2 separate regions of the Homo sapiens genome follow, and region 1 is linked to region 2. The links are chromatin loops, found by intact Hi-C in ENCODE. Cell type or tissue: CD4-positive, alpha-beta T cell. All regions are shown on one strand. Each heading gives the region's core, and the rest is flanking DNA. Links, peaks and the distances in the headings are about the cores only.

Region 1 (8,577 bases), core at 300-8,299, 64 kb before region 2:
GGAAGAAATAGCCAGTAGTGCTTTCTTGTAGACAGAGAAGCTGGTGAAATGATGTAACCAGGCTGGGCATGGTAGCTCACGCCTGTAATTCCCAGTACTTTGTGAGGCTGAGGTGGGCAGATCCCATGAGGTCAGGAGTTTGAGACCAGCCTGGCCAACATGATAAAACCCCATCTCTACTAAAAATACAAAAATTAGCCAGGCACAGTGGCTCATGTCTGTAATCCCAAATGCTTGCTCGGGAGGCTGAGGCAGGAGAATCACTTGAATCTGGGAGGTGGAGGTTGTAGTGAGCTGAGATTGCACCACTGTACTTCAGCCTGGGCAACAGAGCAAGACTCTGTCTCAAAAAAAAGAACAAAAAAAAAAAAAGAAATGATGTAACTGGTAGGGAGAAAGCCAAAGGTTAGAAAGAGAACATGAATTGAGAATGGAAAGATCGCAGAGGAAGCAGATTTGTCTGCACACCTCTTGCATGTGTATTTGGAGAAGCTCTGTGTGCTGCGGGTCGAGGGAAACACATAACTGGAACAACTGTCCTTTTCCACCATTGTTAAATCCTGCTTTGCTCACTGCAGGAGAGGGGGATTATATAGGAGCTTCTGGAAACAGATGCCTTGGGAGCTCTCCTCCTTTTCCAGAACTCCCACACTTGCTCTTGTAGATCATCATAGGATAACTCTCCGCTCCCTTTCCTAAGAAAATTGATCTAAAAAGTAATTATGGAATCTTGCAGTGCTTGTTGGGATCAGAGAAGGCTCCTCCGATGATGGGATGTTAGGTAGAGGGCTGCAGGGACCTTGCTTTTAGTCAGGAGGCAAATCAAGAGCCAAGAGAGGGAGGGGTGGTCGTGAGTTTTTATGATGTTCCTTCTCTTCTCCGCTCCTTCCTGACAAGAGTCTGTCTCTTTTCTCTGTGTGTCATAACTACCCACATTCACCCCGGCAGCCCATCTACCTTGTTTCTCTCATAAGTCAGCTTCTCTCCCATCTTTCCTGTGAAAATTTCTAACAAAATGGGAGTTAAGGCCGGGCATGGTGGCTCCTACTTGTCATTCCAGCATTTTGGGAGGCTGAGGTGGGAGGATTGCATGAGCTCAGGAGTTCAAGACCAGTGTGGGTAACATAGAGACTCTGTCTCTACACATTTTTTTTTTTAATTAGCTGGGGATGGTGGCTTGCACCTGTAGCTCCAGCTACTCAGAGGGAGGCTGAAGCAGGAGGATCCCTTGAGTCCAGGAGTTTGAGGCTGTAGTGAGCCCTGGTCTCACCACTACACTTCATCCTGGGCAACAGAGTGAGATGCTGTTTTGTTTTTGTTTTTTTTTGTTTGTTTGTTTGGTTTTTTTTGGAAAAAGAAAGAATCACCATAAAAAAGATGGGTAACTCGGAAATTTCAAATGCTTGAATTTCTTGGGTTGGGAAGAATATCCCAAAATGTGTTTCCAACTACCTCACTGATTTTGACTTCACAGGGAGAATATTTTGATTTTTATGCTCTGAGTTGCTGGTACTGCTGTGGGCACAGAACTGGGTATGACAGAACATTTTTCTGAACTATGACTCTGATCTTCTCAATCTCTCAGTGGGAAAGAGTTTTGGAACTTATTATTTTTAAAAACTTGGTAAAAGATTTATACCATAATATTTATCATTTTAACCATTTCTCAGTGCACAATTCAGTGGCATAAAAGGGCATTCCTGTTGTGCAACCATCACCCCTATCCATCTCCAAGTGAACTTGATTCTTAAATCTCCCAGCCATCTGTTTCAATTCACTAGATGTTGTTCCACCCAGCACGTCATGGTGGAAAGGGGCAGGCTGTGATTTTTTTTTTTTTTAACCTCCAGCAGCTGTGTTCCCTGTGGCAACTATGTAACCTCTCTGAGCCTCAACATCTGTCTATAAAATGGAAACAGTGCAACCTACCTTAGCATTTGATGATCTCAACTTGGATCCCATAGCGGGTATCTCCAAAATTTCCTCATCTTGACTACGTTCTGGTGAAACTTAAGATGTCAGCACATGACCTACCTCCCTTCCCTTCTCATTCATCTGCATTTTCACAATGCTTGGTTTTATCTTTTATACATATAATGCACAATACATGTAGTGCCAACAAGAATTATAGTTTCTGTAAGTAGTGTATGATTGCCCACGGATCTTCAGTAACTCATTAGGCACTGACGGGCTGACATGAGCAACAACGAGACTTAGTATCTGTTGCAGCTCTCCATACAGTTTACGAAACTCTAATCCATAAAAGCCGTTTGAAATTTCCATTAGGAGATTTGCACAAGTGGTTAAAATTAGTCATGCATTCTTGGTCTAAACTGCAGGAAGGGTATCTTTACTGTGAAAATGATTATGACATGTTAAAACTGTGTAATAGTAAGCAGACAGTTTTCCGAGCTGCTGGGTGAATTCTGGAAATGCTCTATTATTTTCTCCCTGTTGACTCCTTTCTTTCAGGCAAGACAGCCAGCATGTTGACTTGGAAAACAACTGAGGCTGAGCAGTTTCAGAGCATTGACATTACGTGGCTTCTTTTGTGGGCCACCCCAACTCTTTTATTTTTTTTAATTGCTGCTTCTTCCTCTAAAATACAACTTGTTTTTTTTTTTTTTAAAGAGGAGGAAGCCTTAAAAACCAGCGACAGTCTTGGTTTTCTTAACCTGTCCGCCATTTAACATTTCTAGAAGTGCAACATTGCTTCTAAGGTAAGGGCAAGGACCATGACTTTTGCATGCTGAAAATGAGCTGCCTGGTTTATTGAGTTAGTTATTCCTTTTTAGTGCCGCAGTGTTTTCAGTGTTAGAGAAAAGGCTGTGATTTTCTTTGATATTAAAAAGCCAACCACTTATATTTTCCAAAGCCATTTGCATTCAGTCTGACGGCCGCTAAAAATGTATGTGGATTTTTCATCTGAGAGGTTTTCTCTATGCATATTGTTTACATTTATCAAATGTTGTCCTGCCCAGTACTTTATATTCATTGTTGCTTCCGGACCTAGCTGACAACATGGTCTATATGAAAAACAACACAAAACAACACATAAGAGAGTCAAAGGGACTTCTTTGGGGAGAATATAAAAACAAGCCAAGGCGAAAGTGGCTGTAAAAATGCGTTGTGTTCCCAAGTGGAGGCTCCTTCTTTGTTCTGTCATCAGTTTGTCAGTTGTCAATCAAACCTCCCTTCGCCTCACACGTTTGCTAATGTAAGAAGTGCTGGCTCTGCTCTTAGCCTGCAGTGGTGCAGCTTAAAAATTCTGGGAGGGTTTCATGCAGTAAATACTTAAAGTAACAGAAAAGGACTGGGGAAAAGCTGATGTTGTAGCTGTATGATCACCCATGTAAAACTGTTTATTTAGTTATTTATTTATTTATTTGCTTTTTTACTTCCTTTTCTATGCCTTTGGTGACTTTGTGTAATGCTGTATGTACCATCAGAGCACATACTGCTTTTGTGCACACATACATTGAAAACAAAATGAAAAAACAAGAATAAAACAAAAACCCTATTCCTATTCCTACAATTCTGGTACTTTGCCACAAGGTGGTGGTAGTGTATCTTGAGTAAGGAATATGACCTGCTAGATATAAGCATCTGTTTATTTACACACTAAGGAATGTTTGAGTGTGGAACGTGGTTTAGATGCTGTGCGTACAGCAGTGACTCAGATAGGTGTGTATTCTCAAGAAGCTTTCATTCTAATGACACATACTTTGTCTCCAGTCAGAGTTATGGCAGGTTTTTTTTTTTTTTTTTTTTTGACTAAATTCACCCATATTTGATGGCAAGTGTGATCACAGCATGTTTATAAAAATCATTCTTAATTAAGGCATTTCCATCTTATCAAGCCCCCTATTTAATAAGGATATCAAAAAAGAAAACAGTTTTCGTGCATATGTGTAGCTTTTTAGATTCACTTTTTCCTTATTTGACCCATATAAACTTTGTCTGTCTGTGTCTGTCAGTCTCACACACATCCTTCAACACATCTCTTATTTCTTTCCAGAGCCAGGCTAAAGCACCCTTGCCATCTTCTCTCTCTGCTGTTAAATTAGATGCCTTCTCCAGGAATCTCTCTGGGGGCATCCTGAGCCTTCCCGATTCCATTTCAGATTTCTTTCTGTAATCAAGAGCTCCATCTCTGTTGCTTTCCTGGGGCTCTTCCTCTCCTCTTTTTGAAGCTTTTCATTTCCCTTTATATTCTTTCATTCGTCAACTACAAAGAAGCTGCAGGCAGGAACAAGAGAGCTCAGCACACTTGGTGCAGTCTCTCTGGCTTGGTAATTGGTCCCAAGAAAATAGTTTTTTTCCAATTATGGCAACATTGAAAACTTATCCAGGAGAGGAAAGGCTCTTTCAGCTGCTCTTTCTCGATCCTTGCAGTTTCCCTTTTGACCTGTGGGTACACATGGTACTGACGCAATTGGCACCTCAGATGGTTCTTCCTGACAGCTACCCTTGCAACTGACTCAGGATACAAACTACCTTTTTTTTTGGAGACAGATCTCACTTTATCACCCAGTCTGGAGTGTAATTGACGCAATCCTGGCTGGCTGCAGCCTTGACCTTCTGGGCCCAAGCAGTGTTCCCGCCTCGGCCTCCCAAAGTATTAGGATTACAGGCATCAGCCGTCATGCCTGGCACAAACTGCCTTTGGAAGTGAATCAGTCAGTTGCCTAGTAGGCCTAAGGAGACCATGATCCATGTAAACCATGGAATATTTTAAGCAGAAAAGAACGTATTCCCCTTCAAGGACAAAGTGCTGGAATAATTGACATCCAGGTTATCACAGAGCCTTCCTATAGTGTTGATTCTGATCACTCAAATAATCTTAGTGTTAAAGGGTTTATTTTTATTTTTCTACCTTCTTTTACCACCCCTTACTCCCATCAGAGCACCATCAGTCTTTTGGGAATAAAATAATTCCTCAGATATATTAAAAAGCTATAGAAGCAGAAGTTAACGTACATGCAAAAATCTCTACATTTCTCAACAATTGTGTAACCACTAAATATAGGGAAAGAAGTGTGCAAGGTATAAGACATTGGCCATGCGTCCTTGTCTGTGCCACCTCACCAGGAGCATTGCTCCTTTTTATGCACAAGCATCAGAGGTTCTGGACATCTTCTTGGGCTAGTTGGTATAGCTTCCTTCTCAGCTCATTCTGCAAGGTTTGCTTTGGAAAAGTCTGTGCATCTGAGCTCTCTCTTGCCATATCAGGAACCGAAGTCAGAAATAAAGGCTACAGATGCTCAAAATCTGCAGTATTCAATCTTTTTAAGGCCCAGCATGGTGTCTCATGCCTGTAATCCCAGGGCTTTGGGAGACTAAGGCGGGTGGATCACTTGAGGTCAGGCATTCAGGACTAGCCTGGCCAACATGGTGAAACCCCATCTCTACTAAAAATACAAAAATTAGCCTGGTGTGGTGGTGCACACCTGTAGTCCCAGCTAGTTGGGAGGCTGAGGCAGGAGAACTGCACTCTAGCCTGTGCTAGAGAGCGAGACTCTGTCTCAAAAATATAAATAAATAAATAAATAAATAAATAAATAAATAAATAAATAAATAAAGTATCTGTCCCCAAGTCACAATGCTATTCGGTTGGTGCAAAAGCAATCGTGGTTTTTGCCATTACTTTTAATGGAATAGTAAATAACACTTGATCTTTGGTCTTCTGACCTGAAATCCCATGGCTAGGATTGTCAGATAGAATACAGGACACCTGGCCTGTTACAGTGGCTCACACTTATAATCCCAGCACCTTGGGAGGCAGAGGCAGGAATATCACCTGAGCCCAGGAATTTGAGGCTGCAGTGAGCTATGACTGCACCATTGCATTCCAGCCAGAGTGGTAGAGCAAGACCCTGTGTCTTAAAACAACAAAAACAAAAACAGGACACCTGGTTAAATGTGAATTTCAGGTAAATAACATATTTTTTAAAAATGTATCCCATGCAGTATTTGGAGCATATACTCTAAAAATTTTCTTTGGGATATACTTCTAAGAAATGATTTGTTGTTTATGTGAAACTCAAATTTTACTCGGCATCCTGTGTTTTTATTTGCTAGACGTAGCACCTACCTGTGACATCTTTTTGTTTCTGCCCTGCTGTGTCACAGGGTCTTGGTATCTTTCCTCCTGTGATTCTGACACTACCTTGGGAAATGACTCTGTATCAAGCGTTTACCATCTGCTGAAAGCTTTGCATACTCTGTTGCTTATCATGACAACTGCCCTGAAAGTTGGGTGTACTTGTTACCCCTTTCCAGATTAAAAAACCTAGGGGTCAGAGAGGTTAAGTAACTTGCTCAAGACCTCACAGTGAACTGTGGTGGACCACTGGGATTAGAACCCAGTGAGTTCAGTGGCTTTGCCTCCAAGTGCGTTTATTATTGTCCGCACTCCAAAATGGCTTTAAAAAATTAAAAAGATACATGACGTTGAAATCAGTGACAGAGGCATAAGGCTCCTTGAGGGAAGAAACCAGGTGTTGGCCATAAAAAAATTATTTTTCACAGCGCCCAGCAAAGGGCTTGTATGCAAAGGACCCTCAGTATAAGCTGGTTGTTGACTGATGTGTTTCAAGAGTAAGTCAGAAAAATAAAAAGAAGGCAGGGAAAGAGTTCAAAACTCAGTGTCACTTGCACATCCATTTTGCCCTAGAAGTGTTTTAAATTTTATCAGGCTCATAAACTATGTTTCGAAACGTGAAAATAAATTGGCCCCCTGACCCCTTATGAAGTGACATCATTCATCTGAAAGGTTTATCGCCCTGCGTGTCATTTTGAAGTTCCCTACTCTCCTCCTCGTTCTCTAAATCCATGAAAAAATAGAAATGGGAGGAAGAACTGGAGAGAGGGGTTCTGTGTGTGTGGAATGTGGCTCTGGAAAGCCCCCAGCCCTCCTGTTAACACAATGCTTTTATCCCGTAATCTCTGCCTGCGGGAGACAAAATAACAGTTCATCTGGAAAACAAGATTAACTCATTTAACTTACGTAGTGATCACAGAGAGAAGCTTGTTGGAGTTGTCTGGCTGAAGGAAAGCCCGCGATTCTCGGCCATTCCGGTTCACAGGGCCTGGGTAGCGGGCCCAGCCTGTTGCAAGTAATCGGGCTCTGTCAGATCAGCCTTGGTGAGATTGGGATATTACCAGGGTATTCTGTTCATCTCTGACACAGGCCCTCTCAATCTGATAGACGGTGTGCCTCTTCTCTTCATTAGAACATCTTCCTGAACACTTGCCTGTCTGCACTGCCCTGCTAAGGGGTTTTCAGGTGAGCGTGCTGTGGGTACCTTCACATTTCAGGCCTTTTAACAGGGAATGAAAACCAACTGCCCTGTGATTCCAAGTCTGCTGATGCATGTGAAATTGGCTTTGTGTTGGGGCCTCTTCTTCCAAAGCAACAGTAAGCATTTTTTTTTTTTTTGTGATAATCTCTCTCTGTCACCCACGCTGGAGTGCAGTGGTGTGATCTCAGCTCACTGCAACCTCCGTCTTCTGGGTTCAAGTGATTCTCCTGCCTGAGCCTCCCGAGTAACTGGGATTACAGGCACCCGCCACCCGACGCCCAGCTAATTTTTGTATTTTTGGTAGAGATGGGGTTTCACCATGTTGCCCAGGATGGTCTTGAACCCCTGATCTCAGGTGTTCCACCCTCCTTGTCCTCCCAAAGTGTTGGGATTACAGGCGTCAGCCACCGCCCCCGGCCGATAGTTGCCTTTCTTACCAGCCTGGGCCAGGAGCAGTTGTTTATTTTCTGCTATTTCGTGTGTTTCTTTTTGCTGGCAGTGACATACTCCTACAGGGATGTCTGCCTCATGTTGACCTGCTTGTGTTTACCACCTAGAGGCCTAAGAACAGGCTTTCCCCGTTCAAATCACCCAGTGGCGTGCACACTTGGGGCACCTGGGGACTGGTTTCCTGAATGGCATTGAGAGTCATTACTTTCCACACACAGTTAACTGCAGGGAGATTTGTCTCTGAAAGTAGTCTTCAAGAAATGCGGCAGCTGCTTCTAGCCGCTCCATCCTTCCTTTTCCCAGTGCGCACTAACCCTCCAGAGCCTTCCGCATCTGCTATGCAGCATTGGCCACACCAGTGGGATGCAAGAATTTATCCCTTCTGTTGATGCAATTAAAGCTAATGGATCTCATATATATATATATATATATATATATTTATATAAATATATTTTATATTTAAAAATATTTATATTTTATATATTTTTATATATTTATGCAAGTATATATCTAAATATATAAAATATATATAAATATATACATATATGTGTATATATAGATTTTGTTTTTTGAGACAGGGTCTTGCTCTGTCACTCAGGCTGGAGTGCAGTGGCGTGATCATGGCTCACTGTAGCCTCAACCTCCTGGGCTCAACTGATTCTCTCATCTTAGCCTCCTGAGTGGCTGGGACCGCAGGTTCATGCTACCGTGCCCAGCTAATTGTTTAATTTTTTGTAGAGATAGGATCTCTCCCTTTGTGGCCCAGGCTGATCTCAAACTCCTGAGCTCAAGCGATCCTACTCACTCGGCCTCCCAAAGTGCT
Region 2 (8,577 bases), core at 322-8,321:
CACAGAAAAGGTTTACAGAGCCCAGGCACACAGATGACATGAGCAGTTCCAAAGGAGTGGGACGGGGTGAATGATTTGTGGTCAGAGGTGTGGTCACACATACCGTCCCCTGATAGTCGGTGGGAACTGGGTCAGGTTCCATTTGCCAGGGGCAGGACATACTGCGTGCCTTGGCCTTTTCTGGGCTACTCAAAAAAGGATTCCACCAGGTAAACTTGAATCACCTAGCGCTGGTAGAAAGCCTTGCTCTTCGTCATCTCTCCTGTGTGTCGCTAGCCTTATTAAAATGTGCAGAGGAGACCGGGCATGGTAGCACACTTGTAATCTCAGCACTTGGAGAGGCTGAGGTGGGAGAATTGCTTGAGGCTATGGCTTCAAAACCAGCCTGGGCAACACAGCAAGACCCCACGTCTTAAAAAAATTTAGCCGGCTGTCGTGTCTCCTCCGTGTAGTCCCAGCTATTCAGGCAGCTGAGGCAGGAGGGCTGCTTGAGCTCAGGAGGTGGAGGCTGAAGTGAGCTGTGATTGTGCTGTTGCACTCCAGCCTGGGCGACAGAGGGAGAGCTTGTCTCCTTGTCTCTAAAAAAGAAAAACATGCTCAGAGGCCTTGTGAGTTAGCTCTCTCCAAAGTTTTTAAGACAAGGAATTCAGTTAATCAAGTTTGTTAGACTTGTTTGAAAAAAGGGCCTGAACAGGCTCAGAGCAAGGGCAGATCAAGCTCTTCCACAGATTTTAATGTTCAGGTTTTGTGACCTTTACTTTTTTTATTTTGGCAAAATGTACACAACTTAGTATTTATCATTTTAATTTATAAGTGTAAAATTCATAGTCATTAAATATATTCACAATGTTGTGTAACCATCAGCATTACCTATACCTAAAATATTTTCATCACATCTTTTAAAAAATAACTGCCCCTTCCTCACTTCCCCAAGCTTGTGGTCTCTGGTAACCCCTACTTTACTTTCTGCATCTATGAAATTGTTTTCAAGGTCAATCCATATTGTAGCATATATCAAAATTTCTTTCTTTCTTCCTCTCCTTCCCTCCCTCCCTCCCTCCCTCCTTCTCTCTCTCCTTTCCTCCCTTCCTTCCTTCCTTCTTTCCTTCCTTCCTTCCATTTTTGACAGGGTCTCACTCTGTTGCCCAGGCTGGGGTGCAGTGGCACAATCAAAGCTCACTGCAGCCTTGACTTCCTGGGCTTCAGTGATCCTCCCACCTCAGCCTCCCAAGGAGCTAGAGGTGCATGCCACCATGCCTGGCTTTTTAAATTTATTTTTATTATTATTTTTTTATTTTTAGTAGAGACAGATTTTGCCGTGTTGCCCTGGCTGATCTTGAACTCCTGTGCTCCGGTCATCCACCCGCCTGGGCTTCCCAAAGCGCTGAGATGACTGCGCCACCACACCTGCCACAAAATTTCTTTGTTATGGCTGAATAATGTTTCTGTGTGAGTGTGTGTGTGTCTGTGTGTGTGTGTGTGTGTGTGTGTGTTTGAATAATACTCCTATGAACATTGTACCAATATCTATTCAGATCTCTGCTTTCGATTCTTCTGCATGTATACCTAGGAGTGAAATTGCTGCGTCGTTTCGTATCTGTGTGCTTAACCTTTTGAGAAACTGCCAAACTGTCTTCAACAGCAGCCGCATCATTTTACATTCCCACCAGCAGTGCATCAGGATTCTAGTTGCTCCACATCTACCCAATACTTATTTTACTTAAAAAAATAGAATAGCCATCTGAGTGAAGTGTTACCTCCCTGCAGTGTTGATTCCCATTTCCCTAATGATGTTAAGCGTACTTTCACGTGCCTACTGGCCGTTTGTGTATCTTCTTTGGAGAAAGTAACATCCATTTTTGATACTCACATGGCTTTTTGGTTCTATTTTTGCTTTCTTTTGGCTAATGATAACCTTCCAGCACCACGAGTTTGGACTGTGCTAATGTCTTCTAGTACTGTTTAGAAGTTGAGGTAAAAAGAAAACGGTAATTGAAAGAGACAGTTGTTGTTTACATTGGGGAGGTTGGTATTCCACCCCCTGTGCTTTTTCATTAGCTGTATTGTATTCTTATTATGTGTTTTACCGGGTAATTGTAATTCTTGGCTTTGGATTTTGTCCCTTTTTTAGGCTGCGGGGCGGGGGGGTCGGTTATTTTATAAGCAAAGAAGTACAGCCAGTATGATTCTGAAGCAACTAGGTCACAGTAGAAAAAAGTTGGAGAGTGAAATCTCAAGCAAGCCAAAAAGTGATAGATGAGTTAAAAAAAAAAAAAAAAAAAAAGTTGCCTGGCTTGGTGCAGTGGCTCATGCATGTACTCCCAGCACTTTGGGAGGCTGAGGTGGGCGGATCATCTGAGGTGAGGAGTTTGAGACCACACTGGCCAACATGTTGAAACCCGCTCTCTACTAAAAATACAACAATTAGCCAGGTGTGGTGGCGCACGCCTGTAATCCCAGCTACTCACCAGGCTGAGAGTGGAAAATCACTTGAACTTGGGAGGCAAAGGTTGCAGTGAGCGGAGACTGCGCCGCTGCACTCCAGCCTGGGTGACACAGTGAGACTTCATCTCGAGGAAAAAAAAAAAAAAAGGCTTTGGAGCTTCCTAATTTCTAAATAGATTTCCTTTATAATTTTCAGAGGTTGTGAAATTAACTCTGTAGATTGGGGAGTGTAGTTTGTCACTCTAATTGCCCAGCGTTTTAATTATCGGCGTGTTTTATGCTTTTGTGAAATGCTCATTTCACAGCTTGCTGGTGGGTCTTTTTGTGGAACGAGAAAGTGAATATTCACACCAGAAATGAGGTACTGACCCTGAAGGGCTTTCCAGTCAAAGAGAAAGGAGAGCATGACCCGCCAATGCCGTTGTTTGTAAGCAGGAAGCTGACGCTGCGCCATGGTGTAGGGGAGGAGGACGGTTTCCATTCTGTTTTGAGCATCAGAATAAAACCAAGCACCAGAAGGTGTGGTTCAAAGATGCTTTCCTTTTTCAGTCTCTGGTCAATTTGTTGTTATTTTTCTTCAAGAGAGTTGTTGGGGTTGGGTAGGCGCAGGGGCCACAAGGCCATCTTTATAAGGCTCTGGCATTTGATAGTGAGGTATTTTGGTATTCCAAATAATTGGTGGAAGGATGGAAAGGTTAAATGGAAATTATGTAAGGGCTGCAAAGAGATTCATATATGACTATTTCATGAGTGCTTACTATATACCAGGCGCTGTTACAGCCCGTGTAATGCCACCTGGGAGTTGGGGGGAGTCACCATCGTCCATCCGTCTGTCCATCCATCCATCCATCCTGCCTCCCTCCATCCTTTCTCTTTTTCACAATGTCTCTTGCTCCGCCCCCTCTCTTCCCCTCCTTCCTTCCTATCCAGTGCTTGTAACCTGTCAAGCACATGTTGTAGCCATTGGGGACATCGTGGTAAACAAAGCAAAGTCCTTGCTTGCATTCTGTGACAGATGGAGATAAAATGGGTAATTAACAAATGTAATCCCTCCCACCCACCCCCCACATTATTTATTTATTTATTTATTTATTTATTTATTTATTTATTTATTTATTTATTTTTACCATGTCTGTTACTCCATCAGTCAGGATCCAGTTAGGAGACAGAAACTATATCATAATTTTAACAGGGAAGATTTAATATTAAGAATTATTAGCTACAACAGGGTTTTGGCTACTAAAGGGTAAAGAGAATCAGGCCGAGCACAGTGACTCATGCCTGTCTGTAATCCCAGCACTTTGGAAGGCCAAGGTGGAAGGATCGCCTGAGTCCAGGAGTTCGAGATCAGTGTGGACAACATAGGGAGGTCCTGTCTCTACAAAAAATAAAAAATAAAATAAAAAAATAAAAATAAAAATAAATAAAAAGTAGTTGGGCGTGTGTGGTGGAGCATGTGGGGGTCCCAGCTACTTGGCAGGCTGAAGCAGGAGGATCGCTTGAGCTCAAGAGGTTGAGGCTGCTGTGAGCTATGATCTCACCTCTGTACTACAGCCTGGGTGACAGAGTGAGACCGTGTCTTTAAGTAAAATAAAATAAAAAAGAGTAGGTCGGGCATGGTGGGTCATGCATGTAATCCCAGCACTTTGGGAATACGAGGTGGGCCAATCACTGAGGTCAGGAGTTCGAGACCAGCCTGGCCAACATGGTGAAACCCCGTCTCTACTAAAAATACAAAAGTGAGTCGGGGTTGGTGGTGTGCTCCTGTAGTTCCAGCTACTTGGGAGGCTGAGGCAGGAGAATCACTTGAATCCGGGAGCCAGCGGTTGCAGTGAGCTTAGATTGCACCACTGTACTCCAGCCTGGGCCATAGAGTGAGACTCTGTCTCAAACAAAAAAAAAATTTAACTCTAAAGAATCCAAGAATACAGATTTGGGAGCAGCCAGTACCAATGGGGGATGGGGCAGTACACCCAGGAAAGAGCAAATCTGGGGTCCCCACGGGCCAGGACTGGGATCTGGACTGGGCCATGGCCCATTGGATGGCAGAAAGGTTCTCACTGAAGCCCCCATAAAGGTGGGACTCACTGGGAAACCGCTCTCTGTGGTGCCAGGGAAGGACGTCTGTGGGAGGTGCCTACCAAGGAAGTCTCTGGAAATCAGCCTGCAGGGGTGGAGTGCCGGGAAACTCCCGCCCCCTCCCCCCCTCCCCGAAGTGAACCGCCCACAGGGAGATGCCCCTATGGGAGCTTCGCACCAGAACCCGTCTGCGCCAGTGTCCCTGCAGCGCCCTCTACTGGCGAAGCTGGACATGGCGTCCGCTGGCAAAGGGGAAACTCTTCTTTCCTCCCAAGCCGAGCAATGCTAAATGTGCCTGGTACTGAGACGTCATCTGTGGACGGTTGGCACCGATGCTAATCAGTGCTATGGGAAAATAGGCAGAGCGAGGAGCGTAAGAATTATTATGTGTGCTGTTTGATAGAGACTGTACAAGGAAGACCTCTCTAAAAAGGTGACATTTGGAGCAGAGACATGAAGGAAGGGATTGCTGGAGGCAGAACATTCTAGGCAGAAGGAACCGCACGTGCAAAGGCCCTCAGGTCAGCCGGCATGGCATGCAAGTAAGCCAGCTGCAACACAGCAGGTGTGGATGAAGGGAAGAGAATTAGCATTTGGCCAGAGCACGCATTTTAAGGGATGGAGATCCATTTGGATAGTCTTGAACACAGAACTGACCGGAACTGACTTACTCTTTGAAAAGATCGCTCTGGCTGCTGTGTTGAGTGGATTGGTAAGGGATAGGTGGTGAAGACTGAAACAGGGTATCCAGTTAGGAAGCTATCACAGTGATCCAACCCCCAGCTTCTGTTGAGGTTGAAGAACATGCATGCCCAACCTAAATATATGTTCAAAGGTGGTTATTACTGTTTGAGGTGATGAAAGAGTTTTGGAGATAGAAGTGATGGTTGTTCAACATCATGAGTGTAATTAATGCCACGGAATTGTATCCTTAAAAATGCTTAAAATGCGCTGGGTGCGGTGGCTCACGCCTGTAATCCCAGCACTTTGGGAGGCTGAGATGGGCGGATCACTTGAGGTCAGGAGTTCGAGACCAGCCTGGCCAGCATGGTGAAACCCCGTTTCTACTAGAAATACAAAAATTGGGCGGGCATTGTGGTGGGTGTCTGTAATCCCAGCTATTTGGAAGGCTGAAGCAGGAGAATTGCTTGAGCCTAGGAGGTGGAGGTTGCAGTGAGCCAAGATTGTGCCACTGCACTTCAGCTTGGGCAACAGAGTAAGACTCTGTCTCACAATAAATAAATAAATAAATAAATAAATAAATAAATAAATAAGAGTTGGATCACAGCAAAGGTGAGCTTTAACGAGTTCAGTCTAGCTCTCTCACAAAAAAAAAGTTAAAATGACAAATTTTGTGTTACATACATTGTACTACAATAAAAACCATTTTTTTGAAAAGAATAGTACAAAAATGATACTTCCCTCTCAGTGTATTTTACCAAGGGATTATTAGTGTATATGTGTGTTCTTACTGGAAATGTTAATTGGACCTGTAATTCTTTTTTTAACTTTTATTTTGGGTTCAGGGGTACATGTGCAGGTTTGTTATATAGGTAACTTCATGTCACAAAGGTTTGTTGAACAGATTATTTCATCACCCAGGTAATAAGCCTTGTATCCAATAGTTATTTTTCTGATCCTCTCCTTCCTCTCTCCCTCTACCCTCAGGCAGGCCCCAGTGTCTGTTGTTCTTTCTTTGTGTCCTTGAGTTTTCATCATTTAGCTTCCACTTGTAAGTGAGGCCATGCAGTATTTGATTTTCTCTTCCTGCATTAGTTTGCTGAGGATAATGGCTTCTAGCCCCGTCCGTGTTCTCGCAGAAGACATGATCGCATTCTTTTATATGGCTGCATAGTATTCCATGGTGTATATTCACTACTTTTTTTTTAATCCAATCTGTCATTTGTGGACATTTAGGTTGATTCCAGTAGACGTGTAATTCTTCTTGGAAATGTTAATCTTGATCATTTGGTTAATGTGATGACTTCTGGGTTCTGCAGTGTGAAGTTATTATCTTCCCTTTTGTAGGTAACAAATACTTTGGAAGAGATTAAACAAACAAATAAAAAAGTGGTGATTGTTATTACCAGCATGGCTACTACTAGCTAATTCCAGGCTTCAAGCCACTGGGGCATAGGCATATGTTTAGCTCATTCCACAGGAGGGGAACAGAGGCTCAAAGAACCTAGGTAAGTTGGCTAGGCGCGGTGGCTCACACCTGTAATCTCAGCGCTTTGTGGGGCTTAGGCAGGAGGATTGCTTGAGCTCAGAAGTTTGAGACCAGCCTGGACAACATAGCGTGAACTTGTATCTACTTAAAGTAAAAATCAAAAAAATAATGGGGTGCAGTGGTACATGGCTGTAGTCCCAATTACTCAGGAGGTGGAGGTGGGAGGATTGCTTGGGCCCAGGAGGCTGAGGCTGCAGAAAGCTGTCATCATGCCGCTGTGCTCCAGCCTGGGCATCAAGGTCTGTTTTGCAGACCTTGTCTCCAAAGCAAAACAAACAAACAAAAGAAACAAACAAACAAACAAAAAGAAATTAGGTAACTTGCTCAGTGGCTAGTGAGTGGCTAGATTGTAAGCTTCATGAGGGCAGGGGACTTTGACGATTTTGTCGGTATCCTAAGCCGCTAGAACAGTGCCTAAACATTTGTTGGGCAGTTAATATATATTTGTTCTATTAATAAGTAGAGCCCGAGTTTGTGTTCTCCGATTCCACACCCCATGTTCCTTCTACTACAACTTCTGGCTCTGGCTTCTGGACTGTCAGTCATTAGCACTCCCTATCCCTAAGGTTTCAGGAATGTTCAGCTGTTTCCTAGCTTGGAATGGACCATCCTCTGGTCCCACCCATGGGTAAGTCATTGGCTGCAGAGCGCAGACATTTGGCTCCCCTCGGGACATTCCTCCCTCATTTAAAACAATGAGGCGGGCAGCAGGGTACTTTGTCCCTTGTGTTAGCTGAAGTTGGAGGATGCTGTGTTGATGGGAAAACGCTGTTACTATTCTTAGACTAGTGGGGCTCTCACTTATTCATAGCTCCGCACTCGTGGGTGGAATGAGAAGTTATAATAGAGTGCAGGTGCCTCTCATTGTTTTCCGCTACTCACTGGATAGTGTTTATTAAAAACGAAATCACAGTGGTGTGTCTGGAGTTGAAGTCTGAACAAATAACCCAAAATGAGGAGTCCCTGGAAGGTGGGCAGGAGGCGACAAACAAAGAGAAGCAAAAACAAGTTTGAGCTAATTGGGATCAGGCAGTACTTTGCATGTGAGTTCTGAACAGGGAGCTTGGCTGCAAAACGATTATTGTATTTAACTTCTGTTGGCATCATTCGCATACTTGTATGGGAGATCCAGAATTGGAATTTAACACAGTTTTCCCAGGCCCTTCATGGAATTTGAAAACATGACTCTGAAAGCATGTGGCTGAAATGAGACTCTTTCACACTGTTTAAAGATGCATGTGCATATGTTGGTGTCCACACATCAACTTAATTTTTTCATGTTCCTTGAAGGAAGCCCGTCTAGGTCCTTCTGAAAGAAGGGCTGGAGATTTTTATTAAACATTACTTCTAGGCTGGGTGCAGTGACTCATCCCTGCAATCCCAGTACTTTGGGAGGCCAAGGCAGGCAGATCATGAGGTCAGGAGATGGAGACCATCCTGGCCAACATGGTGAAACCCTGTCTCTACTCAAAATACAAAAATTAGCTGGGCGTGGTAGCAGGCGCCTGTAATCCCAGCTACTCAGGAGGCTGAAAAAGGAGAATCGCTTGAATCAGGGAGTCGGAGTTTTCAGTGAGCCGAGATCGCGCCACTGCACTCCAGTCTGGTGACAGAGCGAGACAATGTCTCAAAAAAAAAGAAAGAGTTCTGAATGATGATAGGTGTTGGAATCCACGTTGGTGTGTCTCATGTCATTTTTTCGGGCAGTTTCTTGACAGACCCATTTTGTGTGTGTGTGTGTGTGTGTGTGTGTGTGTGTGTGCGCGTGCGCACACGCATGAGCCTGTACGTGTCCCCCTCCCCCCCCACACATATGCACATAA

What was found. Hi-C counts contacts between places; a loop is a spot of excess contacts. Peaks named below come from ENCODE experiments on the same cell type or tissue, not always from the same donor. Only the 100,000 strongest peaks of a DNase experiment are listed, where the experiment ranks them.
Region 1: a loop joins it to region 2, with 14 times the contacts of the local background. A loop is called at or near these places in 14 of 110 quality-filtered maps.

What each region holds. Positions count from the first base shown.
Region 1 is chr16:78,702,308-78,710,884 of GRCh38, forward strand. The region is part of intron 8 of WWOX (WW domain containing oxidoreductase); the gene reads left to right. Among named protein-coding and RNA genes, the nearest start is that of WWOX-AS2, 210 kb to the left of the region's middle. In CD4-positive, alpha-beta T cell, for the core only: a CTCF peak has its summit at 3,580 (motif pointing right); a DNase peak (open chromatin) is centred at 3,604.
Region 2 is chr16:78,766,017-78,774,593 of GRCh38, forward strand. All of the region lies in intron 8 of WWOX (WW domain containing oxidoreductase), which reads left to right. Among named protein-coding and RNA genes, the nearest start is that of WWOX-AS2, 270 kb to the left of the region's middle. RefSeq lists an enhancer at 2,714-2,793. In CD4-positive, alpha-beta T cell, for the core only: CTCF peaks have their summits at 4,717 (motif pointing left) and 4,919; DNase peaks (open chromatin) are centred at 2,885 and 4,715; H3K4me3 peaks cover 850 bases; H3K27ac peaks cover 1,482 bases.